2 separate regions of the Homo sapiens genome follow, and region 2 is linked to region 1. The links are chromatin contacts, found by Hi-C or POLR2A ChIA-PET in ENCODE. All regions are on one chromosome and are shown on one strand. The core of a region is the stretch at or near the end of the contact, and the rest is flanking DNA. Distances in the headings are between cores, read along the strand shown.

Region 1 (5,138 bases), core at 1,898-4,397:
CTAAAGGACCATAAACAGTAAAAGCAAATGATTTTTAAAAAGTGATTTTAGAAGTTCTTTTGATAAGCAACGATTTCTCTCATTCACATTTATTCAGTAAAGCCCAATATGCTTGGCAGCCGAATCTGCAATGATAACATTTACTATTTTACTTGGTTCCTTAACTTTTAACTAAACAGAAAAACAAAACTCCCGTGCACTAAGGTCGTTTTCACAGTATATCACTGAACATTTCATTCTTTAAATGTACCCTCCGCATTAATCTGAGGTTCAAACCGCTCCATCGTGACGGCAGACAAATCCTCGGGTTCGAGACTCCATACGCCGACTCCTTCTGCAGCCCCTGCCGCCATAGCCGCACCCAGTGCAGTGGTTTCGGGCATTGAGGGCTTCACTGAGGAGAGAGAGTTCCATCAATATCTTTGTGGTTACATATGCCCAAAGAACTAGTTATTCCACAAGAAACATTACTCTGGGAGTTTAAAGGAATGAAGACTTACTAACCTACTGGTATATACAGAATGTCTGCTTGTAGCTGCATAAGAATTTTGTTGCTGGTCATTCCTCCATCTACCTGCAAATGACTGAGTGGAATTCCACAGTCTCGATTCATGGCATCCAAAATCTTAAATAAACCAGTGCAATTAATGTTATAAATCTATTTCATAGTAACATCTCTGAAAATGGCAATCCTCCACTCAGAAACTCTCAAGAGCTTCCAAGAGCCTATGGAATAAATTGAGACTTCTTATTCTGGTCTTCTAAGCCCTCTTTGATCTGGTCACAGCCAACCTTTTCTCTCACTACACCTCTGCATTCACCTTGATATTCAGCTAAGCTATACAACTCTATTTTGCACCCTGTTTTTCTGCCTTGATGCCTATGTTTGTGCTGTTTCCTTTGCCTAATGTGTGCCACTCAGCCTCCCCACAACCATAAAATTCCCAGTGCCTGACAGGGAACAGGAACTTAGAAGGTAATGACAGCTGGAAAAAGGGGGAAAACCCTGCTTATATTTAGATTAGTATTTAGGCAGCCTTAATATTTGATTAACTACATTTTCAGTACTGAATAAATCTCGGGTGTTAACATATAACTTAAGAGTGATAAAAGTGAACTAAGTACAAGAAAACAGGCCCATATTTGTTACCTCTCGAGTTTGGAAACAAACAGCTTCTAATGCAGCAAAAGCAATATGGCATTTATTGGTGAACTGAGTGAGTCCACAGATTATCCTAAAAATACGCACAAAGATTTTCAGATTAGAATGATATAAACCAATCAATTTGAAATATCTCAAATATGAAAAGGTCAAATTTGGTAGACAGAAATGTCCAGGAAGAGAAAATTGGACATAATCATTAAGTAACTCAGAAAGTCCTTATATTTCACAATTCTGCATTCATGTATGAAAAAATTCATGACACATTTGAAAAGATGATGGCATCATAAAACTGAATCAGTATTCATTATGATGATGTCCCTTCACTATACAACTTACAGACATCATGAAGATAAAAGATAACATGAATACGGATATGGCAGGGGTTATTGTCAGCTGATTCATAACTTCTTGGAGCTTAAAGTTTCTGAAATTATATTCTCCAAAAAGAAAAGGTTTTCTCAACACATTATAATTATTTGAAAATAGATAAGAAACTAATAAGTTATTAACGACTTTGGTAAATAAATCAAGATCCCCAAAAGCACTCCATATTTTCAATACTTACCCTCTTGCGCTGGGCTCCCAATAAGGTGCATATAACCCCGAAAATGCTGGGACGAAGTAGCAGCCATAAGAAGTACCTACTTCTTTAGCAAGTTTTTCTAACATTAAAAACAAAACAAAACAAAAATCACACAAATATTGTGTATTATTATATAAGCATACCTATTTTAAAAATTAGAAAAATTAGGACAGGGGTTTTGGTTTCCAATTCATTGGTAGAGCAAAATGTTGCTAACTACAGTAGTATGCTAGGATCAACAGAAATGAGTTTCTCTCACATTAAATACCCCCCACTAAAATGTAGCCTAGCTCAAGAAATCAAGGAACCAGATTCATTTATTTAAGGTATTTTAGCTCATTTCCACTATTTTTAAGGTTGCTGACTAGGAGATGAAAAAGTGGCCTCTAGTGTGTCCCTAATCAGAAATGTATTTCTGATTGTCTCACCTTCAGGCAAAGTTAAGCAAGTGGATGAAAGAGTGAGTAGGTAAGTTCAAACTAATTATCTATAGACTGAAAACAGCCGTATTAATACTTAAATTATAGGTACCAGAGTTTTAATGCTCACTCTAATCTAAGAGTTAAAGCTCTTTCTCATCAGATAAATTTAACTCAACTTCTCTATCTGCAGGTTCTGGCAATCTCCAGTGTTCAATTTTACACTTGGGTAATTTTTATGCCCTACATTGCCAGTTTATTAACAACCACCACTAATTATGTCAATTCCTTGTTTTATAAATCTTCACAAGATAGTCTTTTGCATAAGTCAAACTCATAATAGGGATCCATATAATTTATGGATCACATTTGGGGCAAAGCATAAGTATTTACTTTGCAGAGATAAAATACTGAAATGTGTCATTTTTCAGATTTTCTAACCTTTTGTTAGAACACACTCACCAATTTCTTCTGAGGTCTTTATAATTCCAAGATTGTCTCTTAGCCAGCGAATAACAGCACCAGCTATAGCTACAGAACCCTAAAGAAAAAAAGGAATTCAAGACAGAATATATTTTATCACTATCCAAGGTTTTTATTGAGCATATTCTGTGTATGACACAATCAGATGGACAGAATTCAGTTTCCATTTTGAGACTCCGACAAATATGTAAACTAGGTCTTCTAATACAAACATAGTTTTATCTAAGTCACTAATAAAAGTTTTTCACGGGATGAGGAAAAGAAGTGAGCTTTCCAGCACACCCTTGGATTTGTCCCCATAGGTGGACATTGATCTTTGATCAGTTTGCTTCTTGAACAATTTTCTGTCTGTTGCTAAGCTACTGAGGTATGTTATCACTTAGAAATATATTGCCATATTGTTCATAAAATTATTGGGAGAGGCCACATTAAAAGTTTTTTCAAGTCTGTTTCCCATATCTAACAGTATAGTAAATCAAGAAAACAAAAAGCAAAGAAGCTAGCTAGTAAGTAATTTTTCTTTAAAACAAAATCACCTAGAGCTGTGGCAATAACAATAAAAACATATTTCAGAGTTGGATAAACTGGCTTTGAGTCCCAGTTCTAGTACTTAATTGCTGTGTAATCTTAGTAACTAATCTAAGTAACTTAGTAAGTTAATCTTAGCAAGTTCATCTAAGTAACTTGCCTAAGTTACTTAGGCTTTCTGAGCCTCCATTTCTTCACCTATAAAATGATGACTATGACAACACTTACCTAAACAAATTACTGTGAGGCTCAATATGAGAATATATGTGAAGGTTCTTACTAAATGTAAATATTGACTTCATTAATTTCTTTAATGTTAAAAAAGTATCAGCCAAATATCACTGACTGATGAATAGATAAAACGCAGTATGTCTACACAATGGAGTATTATTGGACTATGAAAAGGAATGATGTCTTAATACATGCTACAACATGGATGAGCATTGAAAACATTATGCAAAGTGAAAGAAGCCAGGCACAGAAGACGATATATTGTACGATCCCATTCATATGAAATGTCCAGAACAGACAAATCCATAGAGACAGAAAGTAGATTAGTGGTTGCCTGGGCTGGGGGATAGGGGGTGGTTATGGGGTTTCTTTTTGGGGTGGTGACAATGTTCTAAAGTTAGATTGTGGTGATGGTTGTAAAAATCTGTAAATATAGTATTACTATAAACCATTGAACTGTATATTTGAAAAGGGTAAATTGTGTGGAATATGAACTATATCTCAATAAAGCTATTATAAAAAGATCCTGAAGGCAAAAAAAAAAAGAAGTATCAGCACGAACCATTAGGAATACCAAGAAATTTTTTTTAGCTCTGATAGTTCATTCATATAGATTATTAATGTAAATTACTTCCACAGAGTCACTCCAAACCAAACGTCAGGTAATATTAAATGTAGGGACCTGTCCTCAGTTCTATTAACTGAATTACAAATGGTCATGCCTTCTTGTTGTCAGTTGTCAAAATGTAAGTAAACTAGAGAATGAATATGCTGGTATATTCCATCATTCATAGCTTCTATGAGAAGTTACTATGTTACTGCAAAGCTACAGAATGCCACAATTGTTCTGTTTATACATTTTTATATATGTAGACATACATACAGTACTCTGTATCATTACATATATAAAATGGCTTTTTAACCACAGGAAGTATTTGAGGAACAGATCTGGCATAGCTGTGCAAATATGACAAGGCTTTAAAAATGGGACAAAAACAATTCAAGAAATACCTTACAAGGGACTCTAACACAGCTCATTCCCTGCCTAAAATAAGTTGTTGTATTAAGTTTGACACATTTACATATTTAGGTACTTAGTGGGATCATTCAAGAGAACTAAGTAAAATTTTGGTTTAAAGAGATTTAAGATTCAAATTTCCTTTGGAAACAGACAATTCAGAGATAGCAGCTGCCAAATACTAGTAAATATGTAAGAGTTTCTAGACCAGTGCTGTCCAACAGAAATATAAAGTGAGTCACATATGTAATTTATATTTTTGCCACATTAAAAAGGTAAAAGGAAGGTAAAATTAATATTTTATTTAACCCAATGTATTAAAAAAAATTTCAACATGAAATCAATATTAAATTATTGAGATTTTTTTTTGTACTATCTTTGAAATCTGGTATATACTTTACACTTACAGCACATCTCAATTCAGACTAGCCACATTTCCAGTGCTCAATAGCTGCATGTGGCCATGGCTGCCATGGGCAGTATAATTCTAGACCTAATTGAAAAAGAAAAACAAAAACAGGTGTCCCTCCTCCTTATACTCTCAAAGACACTGTCCTTAAATAGCATCTAACCAAGAAATGCATACATAATTGTTTTAGGCAAGTACAGTTAAACTGCGAATTTTTAGAAGCCACTGTGCTAGGAGTCTAGTAAAGTGATTTTGTGGCACAGCTGGTGGGACTTTATACTCTAGGAAACCACGTGCTGATA
Region 2 (5,507 bases), core at 2,281-4,780, 170 kb before region 1:
CCAAGAGGTGACAAAACCGGTTCTATGGCCTCACTCAAACACTTCCTCCAGCCTAAATAAGAGAAGACTACAAGGGAGAGGTTTATTAGTTATTACCTTAAAGGGGGTGTTGTACATTTTCTCTCCCATTGAAAAAGGGGAAGCCAATGAGAAAAATGAGAGTGAGGTGGCCTATGAGAGCTGATTAAGAATGTCTTCAAGATATATCACCCTCCAGATGCTTGGTTACTGAACTGAAGCTATCTGTAGGTCCAACCTGGAGAGAAAGTTTTAGAGAGAGCCTGCTATGTATCCCTGGAGTTTGGAGGCCCATGTCAGTATAGACACTGAGACTGCCTCTTGTCAGAATTCTGAAGGCAGAAAACTTGCTGGAGCAGCAATGACAAGGCAGCATGTCTGTTGTTCAGCATGGCAAGGACTTGTGAACTTCTCATGGATCAGGTGAGTGTCTCAGAAGGCAAAATAACTTGAGCCATTTGCTTGTGCCTGCCAAAGGGCTTGCCAGTTGGTGAAGCGATACTGGCAGTAAGAAACTATAGGTATTCCACAAGAGACAGGGGCTGAGGAGAAGTTTAAAAGGATTGAGTCCATATTTAAGAAATGTGCAGTGAAGGGGGTCCTGAACAATCATACTCACCCTATGAGAGCCAGCATTCGGATGCCAGTCACATAGAAGGCATTGACAACCAATAGAGGACTTACAGCAGCATTGAAAAGTAAGAGAGACAAAGGGCTGAGGAGAGAGAGGCTAGATGGAAGAAAGAGCTTCATTTGTGTCCTGAGAGGTACTCCTGAATCTCCCCAGTGGGACCCTAAGAAGAACTCACAGAAGAAATCAACAAAGAGCCAATTTTCGGCATTTGCCATGTCCAGAGAGGACAAAGCCATCTTATGAAAGGATCAGTAAAGCAACACCTTGCCACCTCCATTTCTATCCTCTTCATCCCTGGAGGAGATACAGCTATGGTTAGCAAGATAGGGTAGGAGAAGTAGAAGCCTAAGGGACGGAAAGAGAAGGGTTACACCTGCTTCCTTGACTCCAAGCTCCTCATTGGTGGTAGGATCCAACTGGGAGAGAGGACAAGATATAACTTCAAATAAGGTCTGGGTTTTGATAATTTTATGGGGCTTCTGGTTGTCCCCTCAATGTTTTTTCCAAAGTCATGGAATGTTTAGCTAGTTACAGGACTGCTTAGAATAAGACCACATTTCACAGTCTCCCTTGCAGGTAGATGCAATAACGTGATTAAGTTCTGGCCAGTGGGTTGTGAACATAAGTTGATGGTAACAACTTCTGGGTCATGCCCTTAAAGGAAATGGGTAGGCTTTCACACCCTTGATGACTGAAATGTGATGTCGTGCTGAGCCATTCTGGACCATGTAGACTAGGACGACAGTCTAGGAATGGTGGAGCAAGAAGACATAGGGAGACTAAACCGTGGCTCACTTTGTGGAACAGAGCTGCCGTATTAGTCCACTTTTGCCACGTAATAAGGAAAAGTCTCAGTGCCATGCTACAATAAGCATTTATTTCTCACTCATGGGTTTGTGAGTTGGCTGGGGCTGCTCTGCTTGGTCCGAAACCTGAACTTGAAGCAGGTTTTCTACAAATGTTTCAGCACGATGGGCCCCAGTATGTGGGGTGTGTGATAGGAGTGAATGACCCCCTTTCTGACCACATCCAGCTTCCAAAATGAGTGGCTCTTGACACTGGAGCTGCTCTACTTCAGGATGTGGGTCAAGTTCAGCTCCAGTCCAGGTGTCACATTCTCATCCCCAGGCTAGAGGGAGATTGGAAGCTCCCAGAGGGACAGGAGAACTTCCTTCCCATAGCAGCAGTTGGATCCTTTGCAGTTTCCCCACACTTGCAGAGACAACGTCTTGAGCCCCACTCAAAGACACGAGCACCAGCAGATGCTGCTCCTTTCTCAGAGGTCTGAGTTTTACCTCCACAAGGCAATTCCTCTAAACGTCTAAATTGTAATAATCCCAACCTCTTCCCTTCCTCCTCCTAGCTCTAGGCATAGTAGCTGCTTCCTGCAGTTGCTACCTCTGCGATACATTAAGAGTTCTCTCTGACCTTATCAGTTGCCTAATAATCAATTCTTGATATTAAATTCTCTTGGTTGAAATAATTGGGGTGGTTTGTTTCCTGCTATCGCCCTGAGTGATTCACTGGACTAAATCCTATGCCTGTCAGACACCGCTCAAGAATTTTCTCTTTGGCTGGGCGCGGTGGCTCACCACCTGTAATCCCAGCACTTTGGGAGGCCGAGGCGGGCAGATCACCTGAGGTCAGGAGTTCAAGACCAGCCTGGTCAACAGGAGAAACCCTGTCTCTACCAAAACTAATCAGCCGGGCATGGTGGCACACACCTGTAGTCGCAGCTACTCGGGAGGCTGAGGCACGAGAATCACTTGAACCTGGGAGGCTGAGGTTGGAGTGAGCCGAGATCACACCACTGCACTCCAGCCTAGGCAACAGAGTGAGACTCGGTCTCAAAAAAAAAAAAAGGAATTTCCTCTTTGATGTATTTTATATCCTCCCCCCATATCTGTCACTCCTCTCTGTACTCATTTCTATCATAGAACTTACTGTGCTAAAGTGTCGTCATTGTTTTTTCTCATTCATCTCCATCCCAGACCAATAGCTCCCTGAGATCACAGCATTTCCTCAGTAGCTGGCACATAGGAAACTGAACAACACACGTTTGAATGAATGAGCAAGAAAAAATAAAATAGGAAAAAGAATTATTAGTATCAGATGGCTCATGTAGCACTAAAAATGAAAGAGAAAGTTAGATGGTGATGTGGGAAACAGGAGGACTGTGGCTGCCAACTGTGAGGCCATCTGCAAGCACACAGCAAGAAGCTCTTGATTAATAATGTGAACCCATAACAGGATGAAGAAGGTGCAGCTGAGGCTTTGCACAGAATACTCGGTGACAAAACCCATAAGGACAAGCAAAGGGTTAGAAGACTCCCGGGGACGCAAAAAGTGTGTTGGCCATTCGGGCTCCTGAGGGATGACCAAGCCTTAAGGGACGCCTCTCACTTGGTGCCTGGTCCTGCCAAGCCCTTTACTGGGTTTCTTGACTGGGTTTCATTACCCCGCCCCGCGCCACTAGTGGAAACAGGTAAAACCTGGAGAACTAGGTCCTACTTTAGGGGCCGTTCCGGGCATGCGTCATTACCCGCGCACGCAGGCGCAGTAACTTCTTCGGTAACTGGTACTGCCCATTTCCGATATGGGAAGCGTTTGCTCAGGCTTCCCTAACTTATCACCTTTCCTTTGGGCCCCCGCCCTCCTGTTCCTGTGGGGGAAGCCTCGCGAGATCGCCCTGGGCAGTACCCGGCGGCGCCATCTTTGTGCCTGGCGAGCGACGGCGCCCGACGGAAGCCCTGAAGCCAGAGCTTGCTTGCCAAGCTCTCGCTCAGACCGGATCTAGGAAATACGAGGCGGGCCTCGGTGGGAGGGACGCACTGAGGGAGGAGGGAGGAAAGGGGGCGGCGGCGGCGGCGGCGGCTCACACCGGATCCCGGCCCTGCACGGCGCGTACCCTGGGGGTTCGGGCGGGGAAGCGGCGCCGGCCCGGACCCCCCGCGGGAGTAGGCGACGGGCGTGAGGGCGAGGCGGCGGCGGCGGCGGCCAGAGAGCAGCAGCCGCCTGGTGAGTGTCCGCGGGGAGGCCCGGCACCTGCCCGAGCAGGGACGTCGGGGGCGCCCCCGGGATCGTCCCAGTGACCCTGTGCCTGAGACGGTGGGCGTGTGCGCAACTGCGGCGTCCCGGGGACTCACCCCGGCCCGGGACTGCGGCTGACAGCGGGAACTGCGGGGCTGCCGGAGGTTTGCGCAGGGCCTGGCGCGTCCGCGCCCGCCCCAGACGCCCCGAGAGGCCGAGGGGAGAGGGAGTGGCTGGGGTGGGGTGTCGACTTGATTGGCCTTGGTCCCCCAAACGGAGGGGACGATGCCCTTCCTCGCCGGACCCTAGGCATTGCGGAGAGTGAGCCTCTGTGGACCGGCTTTAAGCCCCCAGGAAGGTGTTTGAGGATGAGGACTAGCAGCACCAGCGTGGGGGCCGTTGAGGGTGTTGAGAGATGTGAAGGTTAGTAGCAGTATAGTAAGAATTGTTGGAGAGGAGGTTTCCAGATGACTGTTGGTAGGTGTTGAGTAAGGAGAAAACACTGCTTTCCTTTAAAGATCGCACAAGCAGTCCTCTGAGGTCCAACAACAGATTAGAGTTATTCCCAGTTGGAGTTCTGTAGTTTACTACCGTGTGCCAGCTCATAAAGTGCGTAAAAGCAGGATTTGAAGGGTGAGGGACAGGTGAGGCATAAAGTAAGCTGCATAAAAAGATCCAAAGTTTGTTAATGTGTTAAAGTGTAAATCCTTCTGTTTCTACTGAAATGTAACTTATTTAAATTATTTAAGAAAACTTGCCACCTTTGGTCCAGACCGGGCTTGTCAGTTCGATGTGTTTCTTCAGTGACGTTTGTCAATCAGGCAGTCATTTTGGCATACAGTATATTTACTTCTGGTTTCTAAAAGAACAAGAATGAATGAGAAAAGGGAACAGTTTGGCAAACTGAGCTTTCTTTGCGCACTTTTTCATTTTGAAAGGATAAGAGAATTTACTTTTTTCTTTGCTTTAGTAATGATTTGCAGTAGTATACAAGAACACGTGGAAGAAGAAAGGGTTTTTTGAGATGAGAGTTTAATTTTGCACAGTGTTAAATTATAAAGGGCCTCATCACCCATGGTAAGTTTTGTGATGGTGTGTTTTATGAACACCGGAAGAATACAGGCACATACATATACATGCTTTTTAGTCAGTGTGTGATATGAATCTTTACAACCGTAGGGACAGCCCCCGCCCCCACTTGCTTACAACTGGCTTAATCAAGGGAAAGACTTCAGTGAAGGTAAATATTAAATATGTGATTTTCATCTTCACATCTGAAAGAACATAATCTGCATTCAGTCACCCTGAATTTTCATCCATATGTTTATTTGATGGAGTCTTCCCCTCAGTTATAGATACCACATTGTGTACAGTTTGTTGGAGCAAACAGAGCTAACGTCGATTATATTCAGGCACTGGAGATCCTCACAGCTACCCTATGCTAAAGATAATGTTATGCCGATTGCACAGAACAATACTAACCTCCAATATTCTTTGGCGACTTCGCTGAGGAGATTATATAGCTGGTAAATTGCAGAGCTAGAACTCAAACTCATGTAGGTCTGATTCTAGAGTGTGTGTTCTTTCACCATACTCTGCGTAAGTTTTTGTGCTGACTGATACAAATTTTATGAAAATGGAAATTTGTGTTACAAAGAAACCTTTCAGTTCTGTTGGTAATCTTGAAAGCTTTCAGTGTCCTTGGCTCCAGATAATCTCAAGGTTTTTTTTTCTTTTCAGATGCGTCCATTTTCTAGCCAGAGGTAACATTTGAGCTAGAAGTCTGCTGATCTGTAAAGAGATTCCTGATAGCTGGTAGTGACCT

What was found. Hi-C counts contacts between places; a loop is a spot of excess contacts on that map. ChIA-PET counts read pairs that join two places held with the same protein, here RNA polymerase II (POLR2A). Pooled maps may share reads with other maps.
Region 2: a map with no recorded cell type shows a loop between it and region 1 (2.9-fold over the local background). The contact joins the promoter of TAB3 here to the promoter of GK-AS1 in region 1. A Hi-C loop is called at or near these places in 1 of 168 maps with a recorded cell type or tissue (naive thymus-derived CD4-positive, alpha-beta T cell), 10 of 37 single-sample maps with no recorded cell type and 13 of 50 pooled maps. POLR2A ChIA-PET finds 5 or more read pairs at or near these places in 5 of 52 experiments (GM12878, OCI-LY7, activated B cell and 1 more).

Annotation. Positions count from the first base shown.
Region 1 is chrX:30,716,108-30,721,245 of GRCh38, reverse strand. It overlaps GK-AS1 (GK antisense RNA 1), which reads left to right and starts at 3,147. Exons shown (of 1, transcript NR_046603.1): 1 at 3,147-5,138. It overlaps GK (glycerol kinase), which reads right to left. Exons shown (of 21, transcript NM_001205019.2): 14 at 2,630-2,708; 15 at 1,731-1,827; 16 at 1,151-1,235; 17 at 505-625; 18 at 251-394.
Region 2 is chrX:30,887,277-30,892,783 of GRCh38, reverse strand. TAB3 (TGF-beta activated kinase 1 (MAP3K7) binding protein 3) reads left to right here and starts at 3,530. Exons shown (of 11, transcript NM_152787.5): 1 at 3,530-3,670. RefSeq lists an enhancer at 3,155-3,324 and a silencer at 3,485-3,874.